2 separate regions of the Homo sapiens genome follow, and region 2 is linked to region 1. Evidence: chromatin loops called from intact Hi-C (ENCODE). Cell type or tissue: chondrocyte. All regions are shown on one strand. Links, peaks and the distances in the headings refer to the core of each region. The heading gives the core; the rest is flanking DNA.

What was found. Peaks named below come from ENCODE experiments on the same cell type or tissue, not always from the same donor. Only the 100,000 strongest peaks of a DNase experiment are listed, where the experiment ranks them.
Region 2: a loop joins it to region 1, with 2.2 times the contacts of the local background. A loop is called at or near these places in 3 of 110 quality-filtered maps.

What each region holds. Positions count from the first base shown.
Region 1 is chr1:86,141,298-86,157,069 of GRCh38, forward strand. It overlaps COL24A1 (collagen type XXIV alpha 1 chain), which reads right to left and starts at 15,475. Exons shown (of 60, transcript NM_152890.7): 1 at 15,044-15,475; 2 at 4,822-4,886. The coding sequence starts at 15,099. RefSeq lists an enhancer at 11,601-11,770 and a cis regulatory region at 11,686. In chondrocyte, for the core only: no CTCF peak of the experiment used is centred there; DNase peaks (open chromatin) are centred at 13,674, 14,094, 14,464 and 15,634.
Region 2 is chr1:85,886,523-85,902,294 of GRCh38, forward strand. It overlaps COL24A1 (collagen type XXIV alpha 1 chain), which reads right to left. Exons shown (of 60, transcript NM_152890.7): 29 at 9,834-9,887; 30 at 9,499-9,543; 31 at 9,336-9,380; 32 at 3,038-3,091. Among named protein-coding and RNA genes, the nearest start is that of ZNHIT6, 190 kb to the left of the region's middle. RefSeq lists an enhancer at 10,136-10,635. In chondrocyte, for the core only: CTCF peaks have their summits at 8,343 and 8,557; no DNase peak of the experiment used is centred there.

The DNA of each region.
Region 1 (15,772 bases), core at 11,773-15,772:
TGAGGATATGTGAGGGTGGAGGATTGAAAGTTTGTATAAGAAGTTTCCAGACTAAAGGAGACCAAAGGTTAATGACATAGAAGCATTGAATCAATCGTAGAGGAAAATGGAAGGGAAGCTCTGTATTGAGAAGGGATTTGGCTAAAATTGACATACAAAATTGTGAGACAATCCTCCCCCCATCAACCCAAGAACCTCTTTATATCACTGAACTCTAATAACAGTGGCAACCAGGATTATATTCTACAAGTAAGGTATTGGAGGATCCTTCTCTACATGCCTTAGACATGTGTAGCCTAACAAAATAGTCAGACAGGTTTCTACTTAATCATCCTCTATGTGAAACATCTCAGTTAACTAGCCTACCCATGCAAACAGTTGTTAAGCATATTTTTAGTGTCTTACTTTTTTTTTTTTTTTTGAGACAGAGTCTCACTCTGTCAGCCAGGCTGGAGTGCACTGGCACGATCTCAGCGCCCTGCAACCTCTGTCTCCTGGGCTCGAGTAGTTCTTCTGCCTTAGCCTCCCAAGTAGGTGGGATTACAGGCATATGCCACCACATCCGGCTAATGTTTTTGTATTTTCCAGTAGAGATGGGGTTTCACCATTTTGGCCAGGCTCGAACTCCTGACCTCAGATAATGTACCCGCCTCAGTCTCCCAAAGTGCTGGGATTACAAGCATGAGCCTCGCATCTGGCCAGTGTCTTACTTTTAAATGATAACAGAAATGTTGCATACTTATAAACAACTTCTCCAACATAAAAGACAGACCAATACAAAAATTTAGAACAAAGACAATGCAGAGAGCAGAAGAAAAGTTGAAAAAATCGTCATTCTTATCCTTACAGAGATAAAAGTAGACATTGCATCAAAGAAACGAGAACAGGATGAAAAAAAAAAAGACTAGTCTCAGTGAAAAAACCCTTAAAAATTTAAACACAGAGGCCAGGCGCTGTGGCTCACGCCTGTAATCCCAGCACTTTGGGAGGCCGAGGCGGGAGGATCACGAGATCAGGAGATCGAGACCATCCTGGCTAACACGGTGAAACCCTGTCTCTACTAAAAATACAAAAAATTAGCTGGGCGTGGTGGTGGGTGCCTGTAGTCCCAGCTACTCGGGAGGCTGAGGCAGGAGAATGGCGTGAACCTGGGAGGCAGAGCTTGCAGTGAGCCGAGATTGCGCCACTGCACTCCAGCCTGGACGACAGAGTGAGACACTGCCTCAAAAAAAAAAACAAAAAACAAAAAACAAAAAAAACAATTTAAACACAGAAGAAATAAGAAATTAAACAAAATGTTTGGAATAGTAAGTGATGAAAAATCTCACATAAAGTAGTACATAAAACAAAGACGGAAAATAGGATCTAAAAATAAGAAAATAAAGAGCCCAATACTGAAGATTTAATATTTAAAAGATATTGAAGAAAGAGGAAATAAATATATCAGGAAGAAAAACATAACGCAGGAAAATTCCCAGAAAATTAAGGATGCTTCCACACTGAAAAGGCCTACTAAGTGCCTAGCACAATGAATTGTAAAAAGACCTGTACCAAGACAGATTATTGTAACCTTCCAAAACATCAAAGATAAATAGATGATCTTAAGGGATTAAAAGGGAAATTAAAAGGTCACATATAAAGGATCAAGAATTAATATAACATCAGATTTAAAAAGTCTGCAAGCCAGATAAAAAAAGGCAAAAGATGAAAATATTTCAAATTCTGAGGGAATAATATTTACAGCCTAAAATTTTATACTCACCTGAACTACCTGTAAGACTGAGAATAAACACATTCTCAGAAATGGAATGTTGTAAAAAATGCACCACCCAAGTGCATATTCTCAGGATGCAACTAGAGGATGTGCTGCACCCAAATAAATAAGGAAATAGACTATGAAAAATGACATAAGACTTCCAAGAAACTCCATCTAACACAGATATCAGCTCTACTGGAAGCTTAGAGAACTACTGGTCCATAGCAGAGCAGAATTTTAGCATGCAGAAGGAATATCTCCAAGAAAAGAATCAAATTTCTGGAGTACTTGGTGCGTTTGGGGGAAAATATATTTCAAAATATCTGAGATTTAGTGATAGTGACATAGAACATAAAGCAAACAGAAAAGGAGGCAATCTTGTTAATTCACAAGAAAAAAATATAAACGTACATGGCTCAGTGATAAAAAAATATACACATGGTCATAATAAGCTGAATTGTGAATATTAAATTAACCAAAAATTGGATAAAACTATATTGAGAGAATAGAAGTAGGGAAAGGAGACACAGAGAATAGTAATGTTAAGTCCTCATCATTAATAATAGGAAGTCAATATAATATTTAAACATATTATAGTATTAAATATAGATGTTAAAACCAAAAGAAGGTGCTAAAAGAGTTTGGGCAGACAATAGTAGGAGTGGGTAAGGGGAAGGGACACTGCTTTTTGCTATATGTTTTGTCATACAATTTGGCCTTTAAACTTTGTACAGTACTTGTAATTCTTTGATATACTTTTTTAAGTTTTGAAAAATCTCATAAGCATACAAATATTTATTTCTGATAAGTCTAACTTAGGATAATCTCTCACTCAAACATATTCAGCAGTATTAATATAAATAATATCTGTGATCATATAAAAACACAATTTATCTGATAATGGTTTTCCAGTCTCCTGATTAGATGTTACAAATTGCATCGTGCCAATTTAATCAGAAAATTTCTTTTAGGAAAAAAGTGTTTCTAAGTTTCTGATAATATGCTATTTCCATTTCTTTTTTTGTGCTCAAAAATATTCAATTTTCTAAAGTCTGAGAGGTTTTCTAAAGGACTTTTCTTTTTGTTAAGAACTGGCAATAAAATTTTAGGTGTATAAAATTGAAAATTATGATGCTTGCCCTGAAATAAAATAACATATTTTACATTCCATAAATGAGATCTTAAGGGTGAGAGAAATATGTTGTTTCTTTCATTTATTCCTTTTGTTGGTTCTAGATTTTTAAAAAATAAGTTCATAAATATTTAATTTTCCCTATATCTTTCTTTGCATGGGTTTCTAATATTTTGATAATAATATCTTTGGTAAATTATTAAACTCATAATGCCAGTGGCTGGCAACTGTGAAGCTAGAGGACGTCTAAGGGAAAGAGTTTTGTCTTCAGAGACGGACAGACCTAGATTCAAATCTAAGCTGTAGGTGAGCCACTTCTTTGAGTCTCAGTTTCTTCATCTATAATACCTACTCTGCAGGTTCATTATGATGATTAGAATAATATATGTAAAGTACCAGCAAAAGAGATGATACAAAATATACATTTAATTAATAATTGTATTCTTCTCTTCCTTATCTTCTCTGTGGCTCTAGGAGCCTCAATTTTAAGGAATTTGTAGACTTTGCAGTCAAAATATGAGCTCAAATCTTGGTTCTTCCATTCATTAAGCTTTTACTTGGAGGTGGTTACCTATTCTCCTTAATCTCAGTTTCAGCAATTCTATCATGGCCATAATTACAAAACCCTGTGATGAGGCAGCAGTGAAGTAAATGTACATTCTAATAGCACAGTGACTAGTAGCTCATAGTAAGTTCTCAGAAACAGTAACCGTGATAATAACAATAAATTAAGAGAGAGAGTTTTTCTCCTCTTCATGGCTACTTCAAGCTAAATGAAGTAACATAAATGCCTTGGTTAAGAATAGTTTTTCATGAAGTTACATGTGACATGTGGCTTAATCATTTCCCATAAAAGAGATTTAGAAAATGTCTTCTAAGAAATATTTTAATTCATCTATGTGATATTTGAAAGAATATTTATCTGTATCTACTTGTCAATTTGGTCAACCAGAGTACCACTCTTCCTTTTTGCCCTCTCTCTACCTTGCACATATTTCATTCATAATTTGTTTACTTGTCTTTTTCTTACTGTTATTTGATCAATTGATCAAACTGACAAGGGGTTCATCAAACTGACCACTCAACTGAAAACTTGGTTCTGTAAGAATTAATGCTTTGGCAGCTCTGTGCAGAAGAGCCCTTTGCTACCTTTAAGGCAGAGGAGAAAAACAAACAAACAAATCTGAGGCCTTGGTAATATTATCTGTAGGTCCAGCACAGTTCTAGGATTTGTCTCTTTGACTTTGGTATGTTTTTTACCTTTGATAAAGGCATTTTTTTCACTTTGATGCTACAGACATTATCTTATTTACATTTCCAATCATTGGCAATAGGATATTACACAGGAAATAGAAGATGCATCAATCATGTTTAAATGAATGAATTAGGATATACATAGACTCCTGAAACTCTATCATCATACTACCAGAGTAATTAACTAGTAGGCACAAACAAAACAGGTTTAGGTTTATTTTCTAAACCTCTCCATTTGAATTACATAGAATCCTAAGCCCACTAGTATGCAAATTCCATTTTGTTTCTTAATGATGCAAATCTGGACGGAACATTTTTTATATGCTTTTGTTGTATCAAGAAGTGCAAAGGTAATTCAGTCACAGTTTGCCACCCCCAAGAACTCCCACTTAAAATGAAGTCACAAGCAAAGCCTTTTTATTGTACAAAACTTCTTTTTTATAGAGTTTGCTTAAAAATGTAAGCAATTTCACAGACGGAAGATATGAGTAATTTCTTAAAGGTCGTATTTCCCCTCAAAATTGGTTTCTTTAATCTTACATTCTCATGGTACTGGGTGGAATTTTTGTTATTGTTTAATGTTGAATTTACAGTTATAATGAGTTGAAAGTTATGTACTTTTGCTGTCTGGAAGTAGAATTTTTAAGTAAGCAAATAAATTAAAAGGTAATTTTCTTACCTTGTTCTTGTGCATGAACAACCACCCCAGCCACACATAGTACAATAAAATGAAGAAGTGATTTCCTAGGAAAAGAAAAAAGCATTTGGGAAAAACTTACTAGTTGGACATTTACAACCATATAGAATCCAAAACAGTCTATGCAAGATTAAGAATTAAGCAATTATTTTAAATAGCATGATATTTTAATATTCATAGTGGTTAAGACCAAAGGCTCTGAAGTGAAATTCCAGTTTTGCCACTTACTATGTGACTTGGGCACATTTTTAATCATTCTATGCCTTAGCTGCTTTATCTGTTAAACCTATCTCATAAGATTTTCTGAAGATTAACTTAAAAACTTCATGTAAAGCACAGAAAACAGTACCTGGCACATAGGAAACATTCAATAAATATGAACTAGTATAGGTGGTATTATTATCATATATTATGTTAAATTACCATATATGCAATTTCATACAAAGTAATAGAAATTTCCACAAAAATAACGCAAATTACAGTTGCTTAACTATAGTGATTATAAGTTAATGGAACCAGCTATTTATTTGTTTAATGGTTATATGTGAAAGCCATTTGAATATCATACTTAAATCACTCGTACTAGATTCATGATTTTTTGGTTTTGAAAATAGCAATGGCCTGTAGATGTCAACATTGAGCATTTTGATTAGTAGTAGCTATGAGCACAATACCCAATCACTACAAATTAAAATGTCCATTAGTATTGATAAGCTATCTAAGCAAAAATGTTTTGTGACATTGCTAGTATAACCAAACTTTTAATAAATTTTGTTGAACATTCTTCATAATTGGCTGTATCTACCTCCAAAATGAAAATTACAGAAATAATTTTGAAGAGAGATGATAAGCATGCTGAAAACAATACTTCATTACCTAATTTTGCTAATATAGACCCTGATTCTGTTTTTGATTCTAACCCAGGGACTGTTCAAATGATGTATTTGTAAAATGCAGTTCCGCAAGGAGTGATTATGGAGCTGTCTATAAACCATTAATTCCCTTTTATTAAATTCCTGATGTACTAGTAGTAATTGGTACATTTTCTATTTATTACTAATAAGATGTTTTTTACCTTTACCAACTAGTATAAGGAGCATCTTAATGTAAGAAAGATGATCTTTTTACAAAGCTTAAGCCAGCAAATATATAATTCGACTATTTATAATGGAACACAAATTTCATTTGTATTAAAATGGTATTTATCCTTTGTTAGTAATTTTAAAATTGAACATTCTATGGCCGTACTCAGTCCAGAGCACAGCTCTTATAAGACAAGGTTTCGATAGAATACTTAACAACTGTCACTAACTCTACAAACAGATCAACTGAATCATTGCAGAGATTTCAGCTGATATGGATAAATAACTAAACCATATATTCTAATGAGGCCTATGAAACATTCTTATATATGGCATTATTCATGTAGATGGATGGTTCCCAAATGTTAGACTCACCTGAGGAACTTGTAAAAAATGCAGATTTTGGGCCCTGACACAGAGATTATGATTCAAAAATTTGCGATGGATATGCAGGATGCATACATTTTAACTAGGTGATTCTAGTGCAGATTGTACGTGTGCCAAACTCTGAGAAAAAACTATTTAGAACATTCACTGTGTTTATATTTACAATGTTATTAAAATACATCTAAATTGATTTTACTTTTGCTTAAATCACATATATCTAATTTTATAACATGACATGACCCTAAAATATTATTTGGCCCTTTTAAAATCCTTTCCTACTGCACTAGGTCAGTGGTTTTCAAACTTTAGTGTGATCAGAATCGCATGAAGCACTTGTGAGCAATCACTGGGCCTCACCCCCAGAATTTCTAACTAAGTATGTCTGGGGTGGGGCTCAAGAATATGCATTTATAACAAGTTCCTGGGTGTACTGACGCTACTGATCTGGGACTACATTCTGAGGACCACTACTCTAAAATAAATGACCCTCAAGAGATGATATAAAGTCCTCCTGTTTGGATCTTTTTACCCCTTGGCTGCACACTGGAATTACCTGGGGAGTTTTGTTTTGTTTTTGTTTTTGTTTTTGCTTTCTTGAGATGGAGTTCGCTCTTTGTTACCCAGTCTGGAGTGCAGTGGAGCGATCTCAGCTCACTGCAACCTCTGCTTGCCAGGTTCAAGCAATTCTCCTGTCTCAGCCTCCTGAATAGCTGGAATTACAGGCGCCTGCCACCACACCCGGCTAATTTTTTTTTTATTATACTTTAAGTTTTAGGGTACAAGTGCACAATGTGCAGGTTAGTTACATATGTATACATGTGCCATGCTGGTGCGCTGCACCCACTAACTCGTCATCTAGCATGAGGTATATCTCCCAATGCTATCCCTCCCCCTTCCCCCCACCCCACAACACTCCCCAGAGTGTGATGTTCCCCTTCCTGTGCCCATGTGTTTTCATTGTTCAATTCCCACCTATGAGTGAGAATATGCAGTGTTTGGTTTTTTGTTCTTGTGGTAGTTTACTGAGAATGATGATTTCCAATTTCATCCATGTCCCTACAAAGGACATGAACTCATCATTTCTCATGGCTGCATAGTATTCCATGGTGTATATGTGCCACATTTTCTTAATCCAGTCTATCATTGTTGGACATTTGGGTTGGTTCCAAGTCTTTGCTATTGTGAATAACGCCGCAATAAACATACGTGTGCATGTGTCTTTATAGCAGCATGATTTATAGTCCTTTGGATATATACCCAGTAATGGGATGGCTGGGTCAAATGGTATTTCTAGTTCTAGATCCCTGAGGAATCGCCACACTGACTTCCACAATGGTTGAACTAGTTTACAGTCCCACCAACAGTGTAAAAGTGTTCCTATTTCTCCACATCCTCTCCAGCACCTGTTGTTTCCTGACTTTTTAATGATTGCCATTCTAACTGCACACCCGGCTAATTTTTGTATTTTTAGTAGAGACAGAGTTTCACCATGTTGGCCAGGCTGGTCTCGAACTCCTGACCTCAGGTGATCTGCCTGCTTCAGCCTCCCAAAGTGCTGGGATTACAGGCATGAGCCACCATGCCTGGCCCACCTGGGGAGTTTTAAAAACTAATAATTGGATCTTTCTCTCCTTGCCCCACAGAGATTCTGATTTTAATGTGTCCATAACACAGGCATTTTAAAACATTTTCCACTGATTCTAATGTGCAAACAAGGTTGAGGACCATCACGCAAGATTAAAATGATGTGTGGGCTCTCCAGGATGTATCCTAATATGATTTAGAGCTTGAGTAAGGAGGCTATTTACCTTTCAAATTTATGTTTCAACATATAACTGGCAGGATACATATCAGCGAGACTAGAAAACTGCTTACTTAGGATTACAGTCAATGAAGGATAGTGCATCTCAATTATGCTGTCTTAAGTATAAAGTTGAATGTGAATGGAAGCATGTCTCACCTGCCCAAGGTAATCAGCCTCACTCAGATGCATAGAAACAACCCAACAGGCACTTTTCCCTTAAAAATAACTAATGACAAGTACAACAGCCAGCACTACTCATTTAGCAATTCAACAAACTCATAAACTTCCCCAATGACCTCAGTGGAGAAAAATGGAAATAAACATGTTAACAAGTCCATTCCTGGTGTGAGGCAGGAAAACCTGAGCACATCAAGCATCATTCTTTAGACAGGTGATCCTAGGGGATTATGACAAACCAGTTGAGCCATACCTTGCATAAATGTACCTGTGTATGAAAGCTGATGACTAATGGACTGGTAGAGATCAATGACTGAAATAGATTCTCTTTCTCTTTGTCTAGTTACAACCAAAACAAATAGCGAACTGAAAAAGAACAGGTAAAGTTTCTTACAATGCATTCAAGACCCTTATTATTTAGCTTCAATTTCCTTTTTTAGCAGTATGGATCCCACTACCCCTGATATCTCCAAAGTTCCAGCCATACAAAGTTATTCTCCATCCACTGGAAAGACCTTGTATATGTCTGAAATGCCCTACCAGTCTCCACTTACCATTCTTAAGTACACCCAAAGCCTAATTAAATCAATACTTGCTCCATGAAGTTTCCCATCATCTCTAAAGGGGAATGAATCTTTCCCCCACCTCTGTACTTTTGATACATTAATTGTGACTTTGTTATACTCCTATAAGTCCTACCTTTTATGAAAGTAAATATCTGAGCAAGCAGCAGGTCTTCATTTTTACCTCTAGTGTACCCATGTGTTACATGAAATTGACAGTAAATACTTTTTAAAAGGAAATGATCAAAAGTATTATCTCCCAATGACTGAGGAATTCACTTTTTCCTTATGGACTTGATTCTTTTAACACTTGGAAAAAATAAAATAAAATACAGGCAATTTTAGTTAGATGTCCAAAGAAAGAGAAGGGAAATAGAATTTTTTAAATCTGCTATGGTAGCATATATGGTAGCCTTCTTCTTTTTTTTCTTAATTTTCATTTTAGCTTTCTTGTCTCTGAAGTGGGTACAACAGAGAAAGGATGAAGTTTCATTGACATAGTCAGTTTGATAAAGAGCCAAACCATTATTGTATATGGGTATTTAATGAATCCAAGATTCTTGGGAAATGTCTGATGGACTAGGTTTGTTTGTTTCTTTGGATTTTCCTCCTTATGATGTTACATTTATTATACATTTCCTCAACAAATAAAACTTATCAAGTTTCCACATTAGCAGTAGATGGTAGAGTCCTCTATGGAAGCAGCTGTTCTTTGTCCTTCTGGGTCTTAGCTGACTCATCTATCATGTGATGACATAATACAAATTTTATGTTTTTGTGTTTTACATTCCAAATGTAAAATCCTATAATTTGTGTGTGTGATGGGATCACATTAGTATACTGGCATTAAAAGACAAAAAGCAAATTACTTAGCAAAATGTTATATATATAGGTGTGTGTGTGTGTGTATACACATACATATATATAAAGGGTTTGTATATATGTGTGTGTGTGTGTGTATACACATACATATATATAAAGCGTTTGTTATTTAACCACAAAACTGTAACGGTCTTCCTATAGTTTTGGTCCAATACTATTTAAGTAACCTAAAATAGTCTACTAAGTTGTTAATTCATTCATATATTTAGTTTACTCCCACAAACAGTCTAGTTGGTATATTAAACATGAACAATTTTTGAATATTCAAAACATGTTTGTTTTCATTCACTGGTTTGTATATGTGGACCATGTGTCACTAATACAAAGTTATAGAGTTATAGTTACTCAGACATTTAACAAAATCAGACCATATCCAAAATAAATCAACAATATGGTAACAAACACTTCATAAAGGCTCAAAAAATATAACCCAAGATATTGATAGCTAACAAAATAAGAAACACTCTGCATGAGTCTGGCTGCTAGTCACATTTTCACTTTGACACCAGCAACAGTCCAAACATAACCAGACATGTGAGGGTAAAGGCCTAAAGAGGATAAGACAGAAAATAGATATCCAAAGACCATACTCAGAACATGTAAATGACTAATACCCATTCCAGGCATCGTTCCTAGATGATTCTTAGAGCTATTCAACTTCCTCTTTATTCAAAAGATCCAAGTTGCTTTAGGGGAATCCGAGGGATCTTTTGCTTAGGGTACCCCTGAGACTCTAAGGTATTATAACTTATGTCTTCAGGCTACTGATGCTCACTTCTACATAGATTCAATTTATAATAGTGGGAAGGACTTGTGAAATCTTGTGAATAGACAACTTTTTATGAGTTGGTGGCCTTCTTTTAAACCAATTGAAAATGGTGAACAAATCTGAAAGACACACACACGTGATATACATCAATAATTTCAACAATTTCCACCACGCTACGTTTACATGCCAAAAACTTCTCTAAGTCATGACAGCTTTACAGATTTTGCTCTTTACTAGCTACTAAGATCGAGAAATAGTAAAATTTCTGTTCTTTCCTCTCAAAATAACTGAAAAAAGAGTTTTCATCACAGCAGTGGACATAAAGTTGGATGATTCAGGGAGCAAAGTAGTACTGTCACTAACTTACTTGCAATTAATTTTTCAGACTATTAATTCAACTCAGGTGGTAGTTATATAGCTAAACCAGCATGAAGCATACTACAGGTTGAGCACCCCCAATCTAAAAATCCAAAGTCCTAAATGCTCCAAAATCTGAAAGGTTTTGAGGGCTGAAATGATGCCATACTGGAATCATTTTACACCTGACTTTATGGGTCACAGTCAAAACTTCATTTCATGCACAAAATTACTAAAAATATTATATAAAATTAACTTCAGTCTATGTGTATAAGGTATATATGATACATAAGTGAATTTCATGTTTTGACTTGGGTCCCATCCCCAAGATATCTCATTATATATATGCAAATATTCCAAAATCCAAAAAAATTCAAAATCCCAAACACTTCTGGTCTCAGGCATTTTAGATGAGCAGTACTCAACCTGTAGAGCTTTTGGTTAAATTCTAAGCATTCAAGCAATTCATGCAGTGCAAGGGAGATAAATGCTTAAGAACTTCATTTAATCAAAGTGTCTAGAGTCCAGTCAGTAGGAGGGAAGAAAAATACATCTAAACTAGTCTGTCCTAGTAATACCACAGAGAATGTTAAACTATTGCCTAGCTTAGTAAAGTTCCTGGCACATACTAGTGTTAGATAAAGATTTTCAAGTGAACTAATGAATCAGATAATCTTCAGTCAATGAAAGTATCAGGTGGTCTTGAGTTTCAACAAATACATAACTTATCTAGCATCTTCTACCTATACACTCATCCCAAAATCAAGAAAAGTCAAGTCTCCCCAACCTCTGCTTGTTAAACATGGTTTAAAGGCCTTTCCAAATCTGGTCTCTGTTTATCTCTCCAGCTCCAGCTCCAGTCACTGCTTCCCTAGAATGTGTACTCCAACCAACTTCATTTCTTTCAGGCCCTCAAATGCACTGTGCTGTCTCACTTCTGAGCTTTTTATTGTTCCTTCTGTCTGGTAAATTTCATGTTCTTTTCAGTAAGGTCTCAGTCTAGATTTCATTTCCTTTGGTTACCTTTTCCTTCCAGTATTATCCTTTCCTCCCCTACCCACCCACCCAAGACTGCTAGGTGCCCCTCATGTATATATCCTCCTCTCATTTCGTTATACTTGGTTGTTTCATTTGCTATTTCCTTTATTAGACTGGAGAGCAGCAACTGTGGATCTGTCATACTCAATCATTGTATCTCTGCTGCCTAGAACCACACTGGGCCCATAGTTGGAGCTCAGTAAACATGTGTTGAATAAATACGTTAATGAATGATGAATAAATGAATGACAGAATAATGTTAGCCTTTTATGAGAATGAAAATAAAATTGTCTTTACTTCTCATTAGAGTTACAAATTCTAAAATAAGTCATAGTTGGAAGGCATGGCAAGGAAACTAGCACAGCTATTCTAATTCCCATAATAACATTTACTTTTATTCTGCCGTTCACAAATTACCAAGTAGAATGTCTAAATGACACTCAAAAGTACTTTCCATAAATTAGATTTACTCTCCCTGAGACATCAGCTTATTTTAAAAATTTATTTGAACACAAATATAACTAAGCAACTTTAAAAAATAGAATTTCGTGCCATCTAGGAAATAGATCTTTATATTCCAAAATTCCTTTTTGGTTATAAAAGTCTTTAATTACCATAATAGCCTGCCTCAGAGACCTTCTGATAATATGTCAAATTAAGGTATCTAAAGCTGACTTTGAGATTTCATTAATTTTATTAATTCTACAAATTCACGTTAGGCAACCCATATAAAAGACCCCACAAAAGAAAGTGTCGTAAAGATCCACTTTTAAACTGGAACTGTTTTTGGGTGACTAATAAGAACTGTGATTTTAAAAAGCGCTCCCTCTCTTACAAAACATCACCACAAAAGGAAAATAAAACTCAGGGATTTCATCAGAGACTCTAAGGTTTAATTCAGTGGCCTGACATTATAAATCAGCTACTTCTTCCAAATCCAGCCCCCCCGCCCCACCCCGCCTCAAACTCCGAAGGGTTGGTGGCATTATTTTTCAAAGGGAAAAATTCCAAATTATTTATGAAAATTGGATTTTCTAGAAACAATTTTTTCAGTCCAATCATTAGCTATCTTTCCCAAGTTTGCATGTGTGGTTGGAGCTGTGAGTTCTGTAATCTGATGTAATTATGAATTACCCTTAATTCTCTGCAGCCCATCCCCAGTGGCCCCTGTAACAGAACAAATTGGATATTATGAGATAACCAAGGGCTGCAAGGCCTCTGGTGGTCATGGGAGACAAACACCTTCATCCAGAACCTGCTACTTATCCCCATGTCTCTGCACAAGGGTTCTCTTCCCATTCCACGTTTTATAATTTTTCTTCAGAAGTTCCTCCGGTGCAATCCATTCTATTTGGTTTCTCTGCCTCCCTCCCCCCAAATCATCTGGACCCAATTTACAAACCCCAAACTGCCCAAGAATTTATGCAGGGCCTTTTCTGGGAGCGTCTGGAAGGGAAGTGTAAACCAGACAAGACAAAACCCAGGAGCAGATCTGCTTTAACTCCGGTGGTTGGTCACAACTACCAAGGGGAGTGTTAGTCACCAGCGTGGGCCTCGCGCGGTGGCAGAGGGAAAGCCCTCGGGGCAGGAGCTGCAGGAGGGCCGCATGCGGAGGCTGGCTGGGCAAGAAGTGGAGGGCCTCACTCCGCCTCTCCTGGAGTCTCCAGGCTGGCAGGGCTAGAGCCTCTCTGCATCCGCCCCTGATCAGCGGGAAGATCTGTCAGTTCCGCAGGATCGGCTGCAACCCCCGACTCTCCAGGCTGGTCCACACAGAGGGATGTTTATCGAGAACAGTGGCGGGAAATCTTCTGCCTGGGAACCCCATGCGACCTGCGTGAGCCGCTCTGAGAAGGCAACCCGCAGAGCTTGACCTCTACTCGCTCCAGGGACTCCCCAGCCTCCAGCACCCCGCTGCCCGCACGGGGTTGAGGAGATTGGGAGGTTTCCTCTTCACTGTTGCATGGGGATGGGGGTGTGCGGGGAGGTGCATGTGGTCAGCTGGGAAGCCCAGCAGCGAGGCTTCCAGGGGTCGGAAGAGAGCGCGCGCGCGAGCCCCAGCCAGGCTGGGCTGCACGCGGCTGGGAAGCACATGTTCATACAAACACGACCACAAGGCGCTCTTTCTCCGCACCCTGCCTCCGCCTGCCCTCAGCTGACACGGTCAATTCTGTTCCTTGCCCTCCTCCCACCTAGCCTCCTGAGGGGCAGCCTCTCTGCAGAAGACTTCCACAGCCGCGTTCACCCTTCTCGCCCAGGGGCCAGAAGCAAACTTGTGTAACCCACTGACCTCTTCCAGGGGGACCAGGGCATCCAGCCAAAGCCGCGCAACCCCTGGTCCGAGCCCTTTTCCCAGGGAAGGCATGGGAGCAGGTACAGCGCCCAAAGGGGAGGTGGGGTGCCCGTCAGGACCCGCCCAAAACCTCCGCAGGAGGGGCAGGCCCGCCCCCGTGTCCTGCTCCCCTCCCCAGTCCCCGCCGCGAGTGCCACTTCCCCAGTGACAGGGCAATGATCAGGGCGCAGCCTCGGCTCGGATGGGCAACGTTTGTTGGCCTTCTAACCAGAGGGGATTGCCTCTGAGCCCGTGGGTAAAACAACCCCCCGACGCCCGAGGTTCTGCAGCCACCCCCTTCCCCCCGCTGGCGACCCTTCCTCACGCCTGAGTCCAGTGGTCCAGGCTGCGCACACTGACCCTGGGGGACCTCTAGCGTCACAGCAATCGCCAGGCTGGACGCCCTGAGAAGCACCTCGGGGAAGCAGGACCTCGACAGGGCCCTGCGGGAGGAGAAGGGGAGGAGGGCGCGAGGGCGGCGGGAGCTGGAGCCAGAGAGATCGTCGGAGCCCAGCTCTGGAGCTTAGGGAGCCGCTGCCCTGGACCTCGGGACTCGCGCCAGCGAGCTTTTCCTCTCGAGCCAAAAGATCGCTTTAGCATAAACTGTCTGAGATCTGCTGGCACGAGGCATCCTTTCAAACACGGTATTTTGCAAGCTGAGAAGACAAGGGGAAGATACCGCGGGTACTCGGCCGCTCCTAAAGCCAAAAAGTGCCAAGGAGCCGGACTTCAGATCTCCATCAGGCTCAGCAGAACCAGGGGGTGGAGAGAGGGGTTGGTCTAACCCCTACCCTACCCGGCGGGTGGGCTACTTACGTTTTTGCCGTGGGGGAGACTTTTCCACGCCTTGTTCTGTGGGCTCTTAAATGCATTTGTATGCATTTGTCCGTGCAGCAAAGCGCTAACGGAAAACAGAAGCCAACTCTGAACTGCTTAGGGTGCAGGTACTGTCCATGAAAAAGGGAAAAAACAATCACATGAAAACCATGCTTCAAACCCGCAACAAGAAAAAAAGGAGGGGAGGGGGTGAAGTCGGGAGGAGGTAGGAAATAGCACCCGAAGGGGAGGACAGGCTTCCTAGCTCTCTGGCTCGGTAACGAACGAGCCCAGGGTTGCGCTCCCCGGGGAGGGCGGGCGAGGAGGTAAACCTCACTGGGAGGCCTCGGGGCGCCGGCGGCAGCGGGAGCCGGGCTGCTAGTGCAGCACTCAAGTTCACTTGCGGTTCAAAGGCGACTCTGTGACTCCAGTGGAGTCCTCTGCTTTGGGCCTGGGAGGAGAAAGGGGTGGGGGTAGGGAAGGAGATGAAGTGGGGGAGGAAGTCCTTGGAAACAGCCCGCGCCCGAACGTTTGTCAAACAAGCACACACACCCACTTCGGAAATCAAGTCGGTGCGAGGGGGCCGGTGGCAACTGCAGGCGCTCGGCGTTGACTGCCGCCGGCTGCTTTGCCTGGAAGAAGAGGAGCCAAGCAAATCCGGCCGGTGTTAAATTTCACCGCTCACTGACTTGCAATGACATCACCAAACACTGCGCACACCTCCCCCTC
Region 2 (15,772 bases), core at 6,652-10,651, 260 kb before region 1:
GGCGTGGTGGCATGCACCTGTAGTCCCAGCTACTCGGGAGGCTGAGGTAGGAGAATCGCTTGAACCTGGGAGGCGGAGGTTGCAGTGAGCCAAGATTGCACCACTGTACTCTAGCCTGGGCGACAGAGCGAGACTCTGTCTTAAAAAAGAAAAAAAAAATGGTTGCTAAATTTTAGACTACTTGCTTTTGTATTTCTCATTATATCTGTGATATATTAATAGATTTCTTAATAACAAACTTTTCCTTGATTGTAATTCTTCCTTTTACTTCATTAAGGTGGATAATTCTTTATATACATGGTTAAATTTTACTTAATTTTTTGTTTAGATTTTTACAATTACATTTGTAAGTGAAATTCATCTGCCACTTTATTTTGGCTGCTCTCTTTGTCTGACTGAGATGCTGATATAGAGTACTCTTATCTTTTGTTTCCGAGACTGTTGCCACTTTATCTTTACAAGTGATCTAATGAGGAACTGAGTGAAGTTTTATTATACACTTTTAGTTAACTTGAGAATCCTGTTAACTATTTTTTGAGGTAAGTGGAAATGACTTCTGGTATCTAAGAAAGAGTAGCTAGAAAATAATATTTTAAAATTTACAAGGGGATATTATAAAGCAAGCTTATGAAGAGTTAATTTTAGAGTACAGCATTCCCCTTGTTCCCTCTTTAAAGTCAGTTTTCAATAATTAACAGATATTAACTATATTTATTTAGGTCAGGAGATTTTTTTTCAACTTGTCTTCTGAAACGGAAGAATAAATGAACAAAATAATAAAAGAGAGAATGGACAAATATCACCATTCTCCTCTTATTGAAGGCGATTGGGTACAGTTGTGCAGGTTGAACACTACATAAACCAAGGGACATTATTTGTTACAAGGTTTGCATTGATTAGACATTTTCTTTCTGTACGTGTGTGATTAAAATCTACATCAGGGGTCAGCAAACTTTTTTTTTTTTTCAAGGGCAAGACAGTAAGTATTTTAGGCTTGTGGGTCATGTGGTCTCTGTCAAAACTTTTAAACTTTGCTGTTATAGTATGAAAGCAGCCATCCATACATAAGGGAATCGTTGTGGCTGTGTTTCAATAAAATTTGATTTACAGAAGTATAACTGGACTGAGGGCTGTAGTTTACCTATCCTACTTTATGCCTACGTACTTCTAAGGGGATCTAATATTATCATGAAGATTTTAAGATGGGTTATGTTTATGGCTGAAACTCCTAACTTACATGTCTGATTTTCCTCTTATTCTCTCAGTTTCTTGTGCAGTTTCAACCTTTTCTGCCAGCGTTTTGTAAATGTTGTAGTTCTTTAAGCCTCAGCCTTAGATCTTTTTCTTTTCTCACTTCTATACTCTTTCCATAGGCAATGAATCCAACATTTTTTAACTTCAGTGTATTCCTCTACTCTGAAGCCAACTGCCAACTTCATGTTTCTCAAAGACACCTGAAATTCAACAGTTAAACTGAATTTATAATCTTCCATTCTCAAACCTACTTTTCCGTGTTTTTTTTTGTTTCAGTGAATAGTATCATCAACTCTTTAATACAATAAGCCAGAAATTTAAGAATTATACTTCACATACAGAGTCTTTATTACCTATTGGTTTTATCTCCTTTTGAATTAGTCTGTCCACTTCTTTTCCCTGCTCATAAAAAAGGTCCTGCCATTTTTTATCTGGATTATTGCAACAGCCAGCCATTCTTGGCTCCCTCCATTTTGTAATTTGACTGATGTTTACAAAATAGATATCAGATAATAAACTAAATAATCTGATAATAAAGCTAGCCCGAGCCCTTTAATAACATCCTTTGTTCTAAGGATAAAAATTAAAAATGTTGGCAATAGCCCTCATAAATCTATGAGTGTTTTGTCACCTGCCTCATTTCTATCCCTATCTGGCACTTACTTATATATACCAGACATTATACCAGGAAAGGGGATTACAAAGATAAAAGAAATGGTCTCTGATTTCAAGCAGTGTACAGACTTTTTAGGGGATATACTTAAGTAAATAATGCTAAAGAGAGTTGCATTATTTTAGGTCAGATAAATATCAGAATTGAAATGGCAGGTTAAGATATACATAATAGGGAGAAAACCAAGAAGGATTTAGCTTAAAAAATCAACAACATATCTAAGATTCTTTATTTGGAAAGAACTATAAATACTGTCAAATCTTCACTTATTGTTTGAGAGCTTATATCACAGATTAAGTATATAAATGAGGAAAAAGCTAAGGTAAGAATAGCTCTTTTAGTGTTAGAATTTTCCATTTGCTACTAACTAAATGAATTATACAAAAGCCACCTGTAAACCTTTGTGTCAACCGATAATAAAATCAATGCAGTTGTTTGAAAGACTATATTGTATTGTACATCTTAGAAGCACATTATAGCACATTACATCTGACACTATTAACCAGAAGAATGACTTCATTGGCAAAAAAGAATAAATTGTAAGAAAGTAGGTGTGACAGGTCTTTCCTTTTCACAACGTACCGTCCATGGAAACTCCATAATTGAATCATATTTATGAAACTATTTCATAATGATTTCATAAGTTTTTGTATTGATGCAAGCTTTTGTACTGTTGATGTAACTGCATTTCTGTCATGTTTGCACATTTTGGCCCATCAGATGTAAAATTTGGCTTCTCTCTGTATGGTCTTCTAATTATAGAAATTGCCTCATAAATGTGATTGTGCGTGTGTGGCAACATAATAATTATAAGAACAGCAAGCCATTCAGAAAGAGAATTTCTGAGATTCAATAAAACAGAGTTTTATTTGTTGAAAATAGAAATATGCTCAGATTTAACAGCTCCAGAAAAACAGCACCATATTTGACTATATGCAACCAGAAAGGCACTATAAACTATTATTTTTCATTCTATGTGATTAGTCTATGGTGTCTATGATAAATGCTGCTTTCTAAAACATACCAGTCACAGCACAGCAGAGCAATAATGGAAATGTAAATGTATTTTATGAGAAAGACACAATTAGAAAAGTATAAAGATAAACTTACTGGCTCTCCTGGAAGTCCTCTGTCACCTGTACTTCCAGGCAATCCCTGTAAACCCTGGACAAATAAAGGCAATACTTGTAGGAAAAGTGGTGTGTGAAGATGTTTTAGACACTTTCCTTACCTTAGCTTTCCTATGGATCCTTCCACCCAACTTTTCTGTCTATTGCTATTCTTTTTTTTTTTTTGCTTTTGTGGTAAGATACACACAACATAAAATTTACTATTTTAACCATTTTTAAATGTAAAGTTTGTGGCAGTAAGTGCATTCACAATGTTGTGTAACCGTTACCAGAACTTTTTCATCTTCCCAAACTGAAACTCTGTACCCATTAAATACTAGCTCCCCATCACCCCTTTTTTTCTATTTCCTGGCAACCACCATTCTATTTTCTGTCTCCATGAATTTGACTACCCTAAGTACCTCATATTAGTGAGATCATACAATATCTGTCTTTCTGTGACTGGCTTATTTCACTTAGCATAATGTCTTCAAGGTTCATCCCTGTTGTAGCATGTGTCAAAACTTCCTGCTTTTTAAGATTGGGTCCACTGTATGCATATTCCACATTTTGTTTACCTATTCATCTATCAAAGAACATGGATCACTTCCAACTTTTGGCTATTGTGAATAATGCGGCTATTAACATGGGTATGCGAGTATCTGTATGAGTCCCTTTTTTCAATTATTTGGGTATCTACCTAGAAGTGGAACTGATAGATCATATGGTAATTCTCTGTTTAACTTCTTGACAAACCACCAAACTGTTTTCCACAGCAGTTCCCCTATTTTATATTTGTACCAGTAATGCACAAGGGTTCTAATTCCTCCACATCCTTGGCCACACAAATTTTCTTTTTTTTTTTTTAGAACAGCATTCTAATGTTTGTGAAATAGTATCCCATGGTGGTTTGATTTTCATTTCCCTAATGACTAGTGATGTTGAGTATCTTTTCATGTGCTTACTGGCCATTTGTATATCTTCTTTGGAGAAATGTCTATTCAAGTCCTTTGCTCATTTTTCCATCAGGTTGTTTTTTTATTCTTGAGTTGTAGGAGTTCTTTATATCTACCCCTATTTTTATTTAATCCTCACTCCTATATTGTGACAAATAATTATCCAAAATTATTTTAAATCTGAATTTCTTTATAGTTTTAATATTCATATAAAGTTTCCTTTTTCCAAAAATAATAATCCTTGTGATGTGTTAATAAGTATGACTTTTGCCTTTAAACCCTGGCAAGGCACAGGAGTCTTGGAACCTAGATAACTGGAAATAACCATACTGGACCTGTAACTTCCTTTTTTCCCCATCTTTACACTCTTTGTAGTACCATAAAAGAGCATCTCAGATATGAAGTAGATAGAACACTAAACCAAATTCTGAGTCTTCTCTGACTCAGTCAAAGATTTATTGAGCATTTACTGTGTGCGAGGCACTGATGACCACTGACAATACATAACATGTTGATCCTTTTGTAAATTGCATCTTTTTTTCTTTTTTTTTTTTGAGACGGAGTCTCATTCTGTCACCCAGACTAGAGTGCAGCAGCATGATCTTGGCTCACTGCAACCTCCACATCCTGGGTTCACGCCGTTCTCCTGCCTCGGCCTCCCGAGTAGCTGGGACTACAGGCGCCCGCCACCACGCCCGGCTAATTTTTTTTTTTTTTTTTTTTGTATTTTTGGTAGAGACAGAGTTTCACCGTGTTAACCAGGATGGTATCAATCTCCTGACCTCGTGATCCACCCGCCTTGGCCTCCCAAAGTGCTGGGATTACAGGCGTGAGCCTCTGCGCCCGGCCGTAAGTTGCATCTTCTACATTATTGATCTCAGGAAAGCTGATAACTATACAGCTAATCACAAATACCATTTTACCTTAAAAACTAAAAGGTATAAAAATATGACATTAAATTAGAAGTAAAGATATTCAAAGTTCTTAGCAACACACTATCTTCTAAGTTATAATCTTTAATGCTATGTTCAGTTTTTCTGGCTAGGGAAAGGGAAATATGTAAAATTATGGACTCCCATCTGGTTGAGGCCCTGTTTCAGTCATGTAAATGATATGGTGCCTATTTACTCCAGGATCCTTAATTAAGAGAGAGGATCATTATAAGGAATCTCTCTGTGCCTAGTACACCAACTGAAATATACAGAAAACTTCAGAACTTTAAATAATGTCTGCCCAATTTTCTTTGTAAAGTATGTTTAGACATAATATCAAGCTTATCATGTACTTTTAATGCTGTTGATACTGCATAAAAGCTCTTTTGCAAAGCTACGAAATAATTTAAGTGGACTCTGTTTTTATTGGGGATAAAGAGGAAAAGCACAAGCTGGAATAAAATAAAAATTATCTTTAAGGCTTTTCAGAACTCCCTTCTCTATGACTTCAACCCAGTAACTATGATAATGATGACCATGAGGATAATAATGACTATTTTGGTTGTTATTTATTAGAGCCTGTGCCAGGAACATAATAAATATCATTTGTTATACATTTATTATGACTATGAAAGATTTCCTATATCAAAGATAGAGAAACTGAAGCCCAGAGAAGTTAAGTAATTTGTACAAAGTCAAGACTGCTAGTAAGTGGCAAAACCAATATATGACTTCCAATATGATTGATTCCAATAAAATATAATGATACATTATATGCAAGGGATTAATTTTATATATATATAACTGTGGACTACTTATCAGAAATACCAGCGGCCAAAAGAAAATGGCAAGTTATCTTTATAGTGCTGAATGAAAACAAAAAATCCCCCAAAAGACTCTGTCAACCTAAAATCTGATATCCGGTGAAAGTATACTTCAAAAGTAAAGGAAAAATAAAGACATTTTATAAACAAAAACTAAGAGAAATATGTACTAGCAGACTTTACTACAAGAAATATAAAGGATGTTCTATAGGTTACAGGAAAATGACACCATTTGGAAACACAAATCTTCAGAAAGGAATGAATAACATCAGAAATGGCAAATATGTGGGTAAATGATAAACATTTTTTCCCCATTAAACATCTCTAAAGTATGTATTTCATTTACATCATGAAAATATTTTATTTATATTAAAGCAAAAATCATAACTTTGCAATGCGTAGTTTAAAATATATGTAGATGTAATACATAAAATAATTATAGCATAAAAAATATTAGTAAATGGACCTATATTGTTGGCAAGTTTCTTACACTTGTGTTAAGTATTTACATAAAATACTTATTTTGTGGCACTTCACAATAAAAGTTTGCTGTCCCTTGACCTAGAATAACCATGGAAAATTATGAGAAGAAATAGAGCTAAAAATCCAACAGACAGATTAAAATAGAATTCTCAAAATTATTCAATGCCAACAGAAGACATTGAACAATAACAATAAAAAGGACACAAAGAAAAACAGATCATTAAATGGGAGACCCAAATCTAACCACATCAATTACGTATCAATAATTACATTAAATTGAAATTGAACAAATGCTCAAATTAAAAGGCAGAAATTGTCAGAATGAATAAAACACAAGGTCCAACTATAAGATATTCACTTTAAATATCAAGACACAGATAGGTTGAAAGTAAATTAAGGAACAAGATATGCCATGTAAGCAGCAAGCATAAGAAAGCTGGAGAAACTTTATGTGAGTATTAATATCAGATAACATATACTTCACAACAAATAGTATTACCAGGAGTAAAAAGTATTACCAGAGATAAACAAGAATATTTTTTAACAAAAAAAGGATCAATTGATCAGGAAGACATAATAATTATAAATGTGAATAAACTTACAATAGAATTTAAAAATACATAAAGAAAAATTAGAAAGAATTAAAGGGAGAAATAGAGAAACACAAAAATTATAGTTGAAGAATTTTTACACCCATCTCACAAACTGATAGACTATCTAGATAAAAAAAACCTCAGTAACGTATGAGTTATGATAGTTTTTATATTATTTAGAGAACCTAAAATAGTGATCCAGGCCTTAACACCTTAATAACACAATGGATTGTGGTCTTTCTTCCTGATTTTCTTTTGAGTCAGATGTATGGGAGGCAAGTATTGTATAGGAAACAGTGTTGGTCCACGGACAAATATACTTTTACTAGTTATCTGGATTACCAGAGCACTATATGTTGCCAGTTTTCATTTAATTCCTGGCTTAAAATTATGAAAATTTAGAGATGGAGAGGGTCTTAGAGCTCTTATCCCAACCATTTTTTAAAATTCATTTTAAAAATAAAAAATATGTATTTTTAGAGATGGGGGTCTCACTACATTGCCCTAGCTGGTCTTGAACTCCCAGGCTCAAGAGATCCTTCTGCCTCTGCCTCCCAAAGTGCTGGGATTACAGGCATGAGCCACCATGCCCAGGCCTAACCAATTTAAACAAAGTTATATGGTTTTTAGGAGCATACACTAGACCAAAGGACAATCTGACCTCGAATTTATCTTTCTAATATACAGCACTGCCTGTTTGTTGATAGTGCATAAATGACTAAAAACGCTAAGACTGTGCTGAAGGATCAAGTGAACCTTTGGGGCTTGTCTGGCTTTTTTCAGTTGACTTTTCCCAGCTTCTCCAAGATGTCAATCCAATCCCATCATGTCAATCCAATCAAGGAGAAGGAGACAATGTAGGTATAGAGCTAAGTAAACCTCAACAACTATTATAAATTCATATTTAATGTCCAACCATGTCATACACTAAGGTAATTTAATTCTTCCAGGAGTCTATGAGACATGTTTGCCAGGTAAGGTTACAAACCAGGGTAAGGTTACAGAATGATTCTAGTATCTTTTATTTAATTGAGAAAGTCAAACATGAAATATCATGTTTATACAGGCATACATTGATGGGCTGAAAATGAAGGTAAAATTCTAGGGAAGGTCAACAATGAATGACCTATATTTTTACCTTTATTTTCAGCTCATCAATGAATACAAAATGAATAAGTAATTTTATTTCTCTGGGTCTCATTTTTTTTTTAAATGAGAGGGATGAACTTGACCTCCAAACTTTTCCACTCACTGCAATGTATCAGCACTGTATAAAGTATATCAAAGTAGTCATAATCTATACAAACACCATTTATATCAATATAATAGAAACTCAGGTGATGAATATTAAAACTCAAGTAATATTCTTTGAGGATAACGTTAATCAATAATACAATGCCACACACAAGTTCTTTCCTAGACATAGTCATTTGTTTTCTGTCTTAGGTCTCTGGTATTTTAGGTTGGATCACTGTTAAATACAATGTTATTGTGGGAAACAGCGGGCAGGGGGCAGCAGATTTCAAAAAGGAACAAGCAAATGCAGTGACATTTACTACATAGACAATTATTAATACTGTAGCGGCTAAAACATTTTTATTCTATCCTTTTCTGTCTCCCGAGCTGCAATCTATTTATATTATCTATTTTTATAACTTTATATTATACATATATGTGTATATAACAAATCAAAATGTCATCATTAAAAATTAAAATTCTGAATGAAAGTAAAAATATCCATATACTTAAGCTTATGTGCTCACATACATGTACTATCTTACATGTCTATGTGTAAGTATGCATGTGTGGGTAAATCTTTAACATTTTTTTCCTCTTACTTAGTGATGATAACCATAGAACTTGTTGCCTCTCAGGGAAAAAAATGTATAATTCTGGTAAGATTTTTGATGGTAGGAAAATAACTAGTATTATAAAATATTAACAACTCTTAAGCAGTGCCATGGGAAGGCATGAAGACACACACAGCTCTATACTCCAAAGGCCTAAAAGGAATTCAAGTTGAGTTAAAAGAAAACTAGGCAAGAGGCCTGAAAAAAGTTAGTTATTATGTTAGCTTTATTAATGTCTCATTATATTTATATGTCACACCATTTTATTTTGAAATGGGTTTTACAGTAAAAGTAATTTATCATAACTAGAGTGAAGTAAAAGTAACAGTTATAACCACCAGTTATGGATAGGTACAACCCAGGCCCAGAATGGGTAAGCAACTTGCTCAAATAAAACAATGACCCAATGATTAAAGGAGAAAAAGAACTTATATTCTTTTAGTCCAACATATTGAATACTAAACAATAGTTGTATTAGAGAATAAAGCAGATAAAGGTAATCAGCTCATAATTTATACATATATCAAAATATCACATTGTATACTGCAAATATATATAATTTTTATGTGTCAAAAAATCCCCCAAACATTGTTTGAGCAGCCCCTTTCCCCCAAAAATGCAGATAAAAATTTTTCATAGCATGATTTTTTAAATTACTTACTGGTTTCCCTTGAAATCCTCTTTCTCCAGGGTTTCCAGTCTTACCCTACATGAGAAAGAAAATTCTTGAGTCAAGTAGTCCCCTCCAAAAAGATTAATCATACTAAGAAAAACAAAAAAGACTTAAAATGTTCATCTTTAATGTGAAATGTTTTATTACTTACAATAAGACCATGAGGCCCTCTTTTTCCTTGATCTCCTTTTTCACCCTAACAAAGTATCAAAGCCAGGTGAGTTAGTAAGAATGTGAATTATGGTCTTACTATGCTAGCATATGCTAGCATACACTCACATACAAAAAAGACAGTAAGTATATAGTTCATTATTGAAAAGAAAACATCTCTGCCTGTGTAGTAAAAACTTTATGCGTTTCATACTTAGACAAAGAGAAAACTTAGAACCATACTTTTGTAGGGAAATATATTGTTTTTTAGACTAGTAGGACATATGATCTCAATAAAATTTAACTACATATGAAATGAGAAAAATCAATGATTACCTTGGCACCTTGTATACCTTGTTCCCCTAAGAGACCATCTGGTCCTCTTGATCCCTAGAGGTGAAAAAAATATCCTGTTGTTAATTTGAAATGTTCCTTTTTTTTTCTTAACAGTTATGTGTCCTCACAGATGAACATGTTGATGATTTTTTTTTTTTGAGACGGAGTCTCACTCTGTCGCCCAGGCTGGAGTGCAGTGGCGCGTCTCGGCTCACTGCAAGCTCCGCCTCCCAGGTTCACGCCATTCTCCTGCCTCAGCCTCCCCCTGAGTAGCTGGGACTACAGGCGCTCGCCACCACGCCTGGCTAATTTTTTTGTATTTTTAGTACAGACGGGGTTTCACTGTGTTAGCCAGGATGGTCTTGATCTCCTGACCTCGTGATCCACCCGCCTCGGCCTCCCACAGTGCTGGGATTACAGGCGTGAGCCACCACCCACCGCGCACGGCCAAGATGTTGATTTTATGCCCTGACAACAGAAAATAATACAGCTGGGTATATGGCTCAACCTATCTGCATGGGAGAATCAGCCCATGTTTTTAAGATTTAATGACAAATAGTAAGTCAAATGAGCACAAAAATAGCTAACACAGTAGTTGAGGTGGTTATAATATAGGTGTGTTATTTGGGTATTTCGTTCACTTTATAATTTACTCAGCAGCCAGCCAGAATTTGTTCTTAATCAACTCTAAATTAAAAGTGGCTGGATTTGTTTCTCTAAGCAGTCTCCTTAAGTTTAATATTTTTAAATGGTGCTCTTCTCTTCACATTATTAGAAAATGATAGCAATGCAGGAACAGAAAACCAAACACCGCATTTTCTCACTTATAAGTGGGAGCTGAATGATGATAACACATGGACACATGGTGAGGAACAACACACACTGGGGCCTGTCAGGGGGCCTCGGGGGAGGGAGTGTATCAGGAAGAATAGCTAATGGATGCTGGGCTTTATAACTAAGTGATGGGATGATCTGTGCAGCAAACCACCATGTCACATGTTTACCTATGTAACAAACCTGCACCTCCTGTACACGTACCCCTGAACTTAAAATAAAAATTGAAGAAAAAAAAAGAAATAAAGTTTAGCTGGAATAAAAAAAAAAAGAAAGAAAGAAAATGAGTGCTGACTGCATTGTACCTGCTATGCAACTGCTTGTCAGGAATTACTGGGAGATGGCAGGGGCACAGAAAAGGTAGAGAAAATACTACTGAAAATATTCGTGTAAATTTAAAACTTCTCAGTGTTCATTCAATAATTAGTTGCAAAAAAGCCGTTGCAAAAGTCATTCTATAAGAAAATGACAGAATAGTCTTCCATTAAATTATAACTTTCTTTGGAAGATCTTAAAGTCCTTGTTCAGGGACTTGATTCAATTCTACAGACTCTAACTGAATACCTGTGGAAAAGGAATTATGTTAAGTGTTACAGTGATTTATAATTGAGAGAAAGTTTCTCTACTATACAAATATACAAAAGACAATAATATACAGAGAGATAAGACATGCCAAGGACCAAAACAAGAATTCAAAGAGGGAGACAAACTTCACATTTGTAATGGGAAATAAAGATATTTTTAGCAGCTGGAGGTCAAGTTCTCATAGACTTATTCAAAATAGAAGAAACTCTACAATGAGGGATAGTATGTGAAAAAAATATAGAGGCATGAAAACAGATACTCAAAGAATAAAAAAGTAGTTTGTTTGGTTAGGCTATTGATTACATGTTGAGAAATATTAAGATGTAAGTGTGGAAAAGAAGACTGGGACTTATAAGGTGAAGGTCTGAAGTTCACTTACAAATAATTTGGCAGAAAACTGATGCTAAAGATTTCTATACAGAACGGTGATACAAATCTCCCAGGACAACATACAGATTTGAAGGAGTCCTTTAGGCTTCAGAATCTTCTCTTGTATCCCATCTGAGATAAGCTTTGGTTTAGCTTTATATTATTAAAAGCTATTTACTATAATAGGACTCTCTTCTTGGGAACTCTTAGGGTAACTGCATTCCTTGATCCTCTGAGGCACATTCAGGGATTTGGACAGAACACACACTTCATGGAGGATCTGTAGCTCCACTGATCCTGATAAAGCCATAGCTCCGGCCCTACAATTTCTAAGTCTATATTCAAGGTACTCCATAATCTATTCCCAACTTTCTTTCTGCTCTATTTTCCAATGAAGGACTGAAAAACTGAACTACAGTCTTACTGTGCAAGACCTTGAAGATCAAGTTGAGGAGCATGGACTTAATTTCATAGATCAGTATTTTTTAACATGTGTTATTCATTCAGCAGATGTATACCGAGTGCCTACTATAAGCCAGCATTGTTTTAGGTCCAGAGGACATGGTAGAGAGAAGAGACAAATCCCTGAATTCATAAACAAGCAAATAAGTACGTAAAACTAAATTATAAAATGAAAATATGTAGTTAAGTATAATGAAGAAAAACAAAGAACTAGAGAGTATCCAAGGTGGGGAGGACTATTTCAGATAGGGTGGCCTGAAAAGTCTCTCTAAAGTGACATGTGGGTAGACACCTAAAAGAGGTAAGATTGCAAGCTATACAAATAATTTGGGGAAGATCACTGTAGCAGAAAAAACAGCAAGTGCAAAGTTCTGATGAGGGGTCATGCTTAGAATATTCAATAATTGAGTAGCCGAAGATGAAAAAAGAACAGTGTTCAAAGGATGACTCAAGTTTTAAGCATGAAGGTCCCTCAGGAATTTGCTCTAATAATCACCCTCAACCCTCAAGATGATCTTGAAATTTTAGCCGTCTCTATTGATTCTTTTTCTCTAGCACCTTCAATGCCTAATTCTTCTCTTTTTGCTCCAAAAGAAACACAGCTAATTTTTTTTTGAGTAACAAAAGAAGAAGGCCAAAAGACTGTGAAAAGGAATGAGTGGTCAACATTCTAAAATACTATAAAAAACAAGTAAGGTCTAAATTGAAAATGTGTCCACTGGTAATTAATTGGGCCCTTAAAACTCCTTTACAACCTAGAATTACTATGTATTTCTTTGATATTTTATTACTGAGTAATTGGTAGAAGATAACAGCATCAATAGAAAACAAATTAGAAATGTAGGTTTGCTTAGGGTGGAGAGGGAGGAGTAGTGGAAGATAAGGAGTTTGACTCTAGATGATCAAGCCCAATGAAGTAGATATCTCCAAGGCTAGTGATAGAGAGTTAGAAAGTTAGAAGTCATTCTAAGTTTACGTGGTGGCAGCCATAAGCATTAAGCTTCAAAAGGCCCCTGGACACATAGTTGTATATTTAGAATTTTATTTAAAAAGATTGTTTGGTCCAAAGATAGAAAATACATTTCATTTCTTGGATAAAATCAGATTAAGTGGCTGCCTAGATACACGTAGAAAAGGCTGCATCTAGCTGGAGTAAGTCTCATAATTAATTGCCAGTTTCTTGTTTGGGCACAGAAATCACCTACTGCCATAGCTGAACTAGTCCAAATCCCACTTTTTAAGATGAAGAAACTGAAGTCTGTAGATGTTAGGTGAGTAGCCTGACTCCCACGATGTCTAACTGTACAAAGACTGAACGACTGTGCTTTATTAAGTTTATAATATTTTTTCAAATGTTAAAAAGAAATGAGGTTAATCCCGTCAGCAAGTGAATTCAGACTGGAAGAGAGGACCTGAAATTTAGAAGTTTACAAAATGAATATTAAACATTCACAAGTAAAGTGCTGATTGGTATTGCAAATCAAGGAACTCCCTCTAAAATTAAGGAATACATATAGTAATAATAACCACTCATTTTATGTTTTACATTTAAAAAATACTTTTACTACTCAAAGCAATCTAGAGATTCAGTGCAATCCCTATCAAAATACCAATGTCATTTTTCACAGAGATAGAAAAAAAATCCTAAGATTCATATGTAACACAAAAAAGAGGCTAAATAGCCAAAGTAATCCTAAGCAGAAAGAATAAAGCTGGAAGCACCACACTACATGACTTTAAAGTACACTACTGGGCTGAGTATGGTGGCTCATACCTGTAATCCAACATTTTGGGAAGCTGAGGAGGGAGGATCACTTGAGCCCAGGAGTTCAAGATCAGCCTGGGTAAGATGGCAAGACCCTGTCTCTACAAAAAATTTAAAAATTAGCCAGGCATGGTGGAATATGCCTGTAGAACCAGCTACTTGGGAGGTTGAGGCAGTGGGATCATGTGAGCCCAGGAATTTGAGGCAGCAATGTGATATGATCGCGTCACTGCACTCCAGCCTGGGTGACAGAGTTACACCCCATCTTTAAAAGATAAAATAAAATAAAATATACTACAAAACTATAGTTACCAAAACAGCATGGTACTAGTATAAAAACAGACACATAGACAAATAGAACAGAAAAGAGAGCCCAGAAATAAATCTACACGTTTATAGCCAGCTGATTTTTGACAAAGGTGCCAAGAGCACACAATGGGGAATGGATGGCCTCTTCAATAAATGATGTTAGGAAAACTGTATATCCAGATGCAGAAGAATTAAACCCTTATTTAGCACCATATACAAAAATCAACCCAAAATGTATTAAAGACTTAAATATGAAGACTTGGAACTATAAAACTTCCAGAAGAAAAAGGGGAAAAGCTCCATGACATTGGTCTGGGCAATAATTTTTGGGTTAAAACCTCAAAAGCACAGGAAACAAAACCAAAAATAGACAAATGGGACTATGGTAAACAAAAAAGCTTCCATACAACATAAGAAACAATCAACAGTGTGAAGAGACAACCTGTTGAATGAGAGAACATATTTGCAAACTATTCATCTGACAAGGAACTATATATCCAGAATACACAAGGAACTCAAACAACTCAGTAGTTAAAAAATAATTCTATTAAAAATTGGGGAAAGAACCTGAGCAGACATTTCTTAAAAGACAGACAAATGGCCAACAGACACATGAAAAAATGCTCAACATCACTAATTATCAGGAAAATGGAAATCAAAACCACAATAAGATATCATCATATCACAGGAAGAATGACTATTATTAAAAAAACAAAAATCAATAGCTATTGGCCAGGATGCACAGCAAAGGGAACTCTTATATGCTGTTGGTGAGAATGTGAATTATTACTAATTCCATAGCCACTATGGAAAAGAGTATGGAGATTTCTCATAAAACTAAAAATGGAGCCTGGGTGTGGTGGCTCATGCCTGTAATCCCAGCACTTTGGGAGGCCAAGGCGGGTGGGATCACCTGAGGTCAGGAGTTTGAGACCAGCCTGGCCAACATGGTGAAACCCCATCTCTACTAAAAATATAAAATTAGCTGGGCATGGTGGCTGAGTAGCCTGTAATCCCAGCTACTCAGGAGTCTGAGACAGGAGAATTGCTTGAACCTGGGAGGCACAGGTTGCAGTGAGCCGAGATCATGCCACTGCATTCCAGCCTGGGCAACAGGGTGAGACAACAGGATGAGACTCCGTCTCAAAAAAAAAAAAAAAAAAAAAAAAAGAACTACCATACAATCCAGGAATCCCACTACTGGGTATTTATCCAAAGGAAAATAAATCACATATCGAAGGGACTTTTGCACCTATGTTTATTGCAGCACTATTCACAATAGCAAAGATATGGAATCAACTAAGTGTCCTTCAATGGACAAATGGATAAATAAAGTGTGGTATATGTACACAATGGAATAATTTGTAGGAACATGGATGGAACTGGAGGTCATTATATTAAGTGAAATAACCCAGGCACAGAAAGACAAATGCCACATGTTCTCACTTGAAGGAATGAAGGACATACCATCCCAAAATATGTCATGAAAACACTGGAGAAATTGTAGTTTCCAAAAGGGTGAGCTGATCTGTCTCCTTCTGCATGCAGCAAGCAATAAAGATCCCTCTGGGAGGGCTACCTTCTCCATACCAGTATGAGAAAATAGCCCTTATCA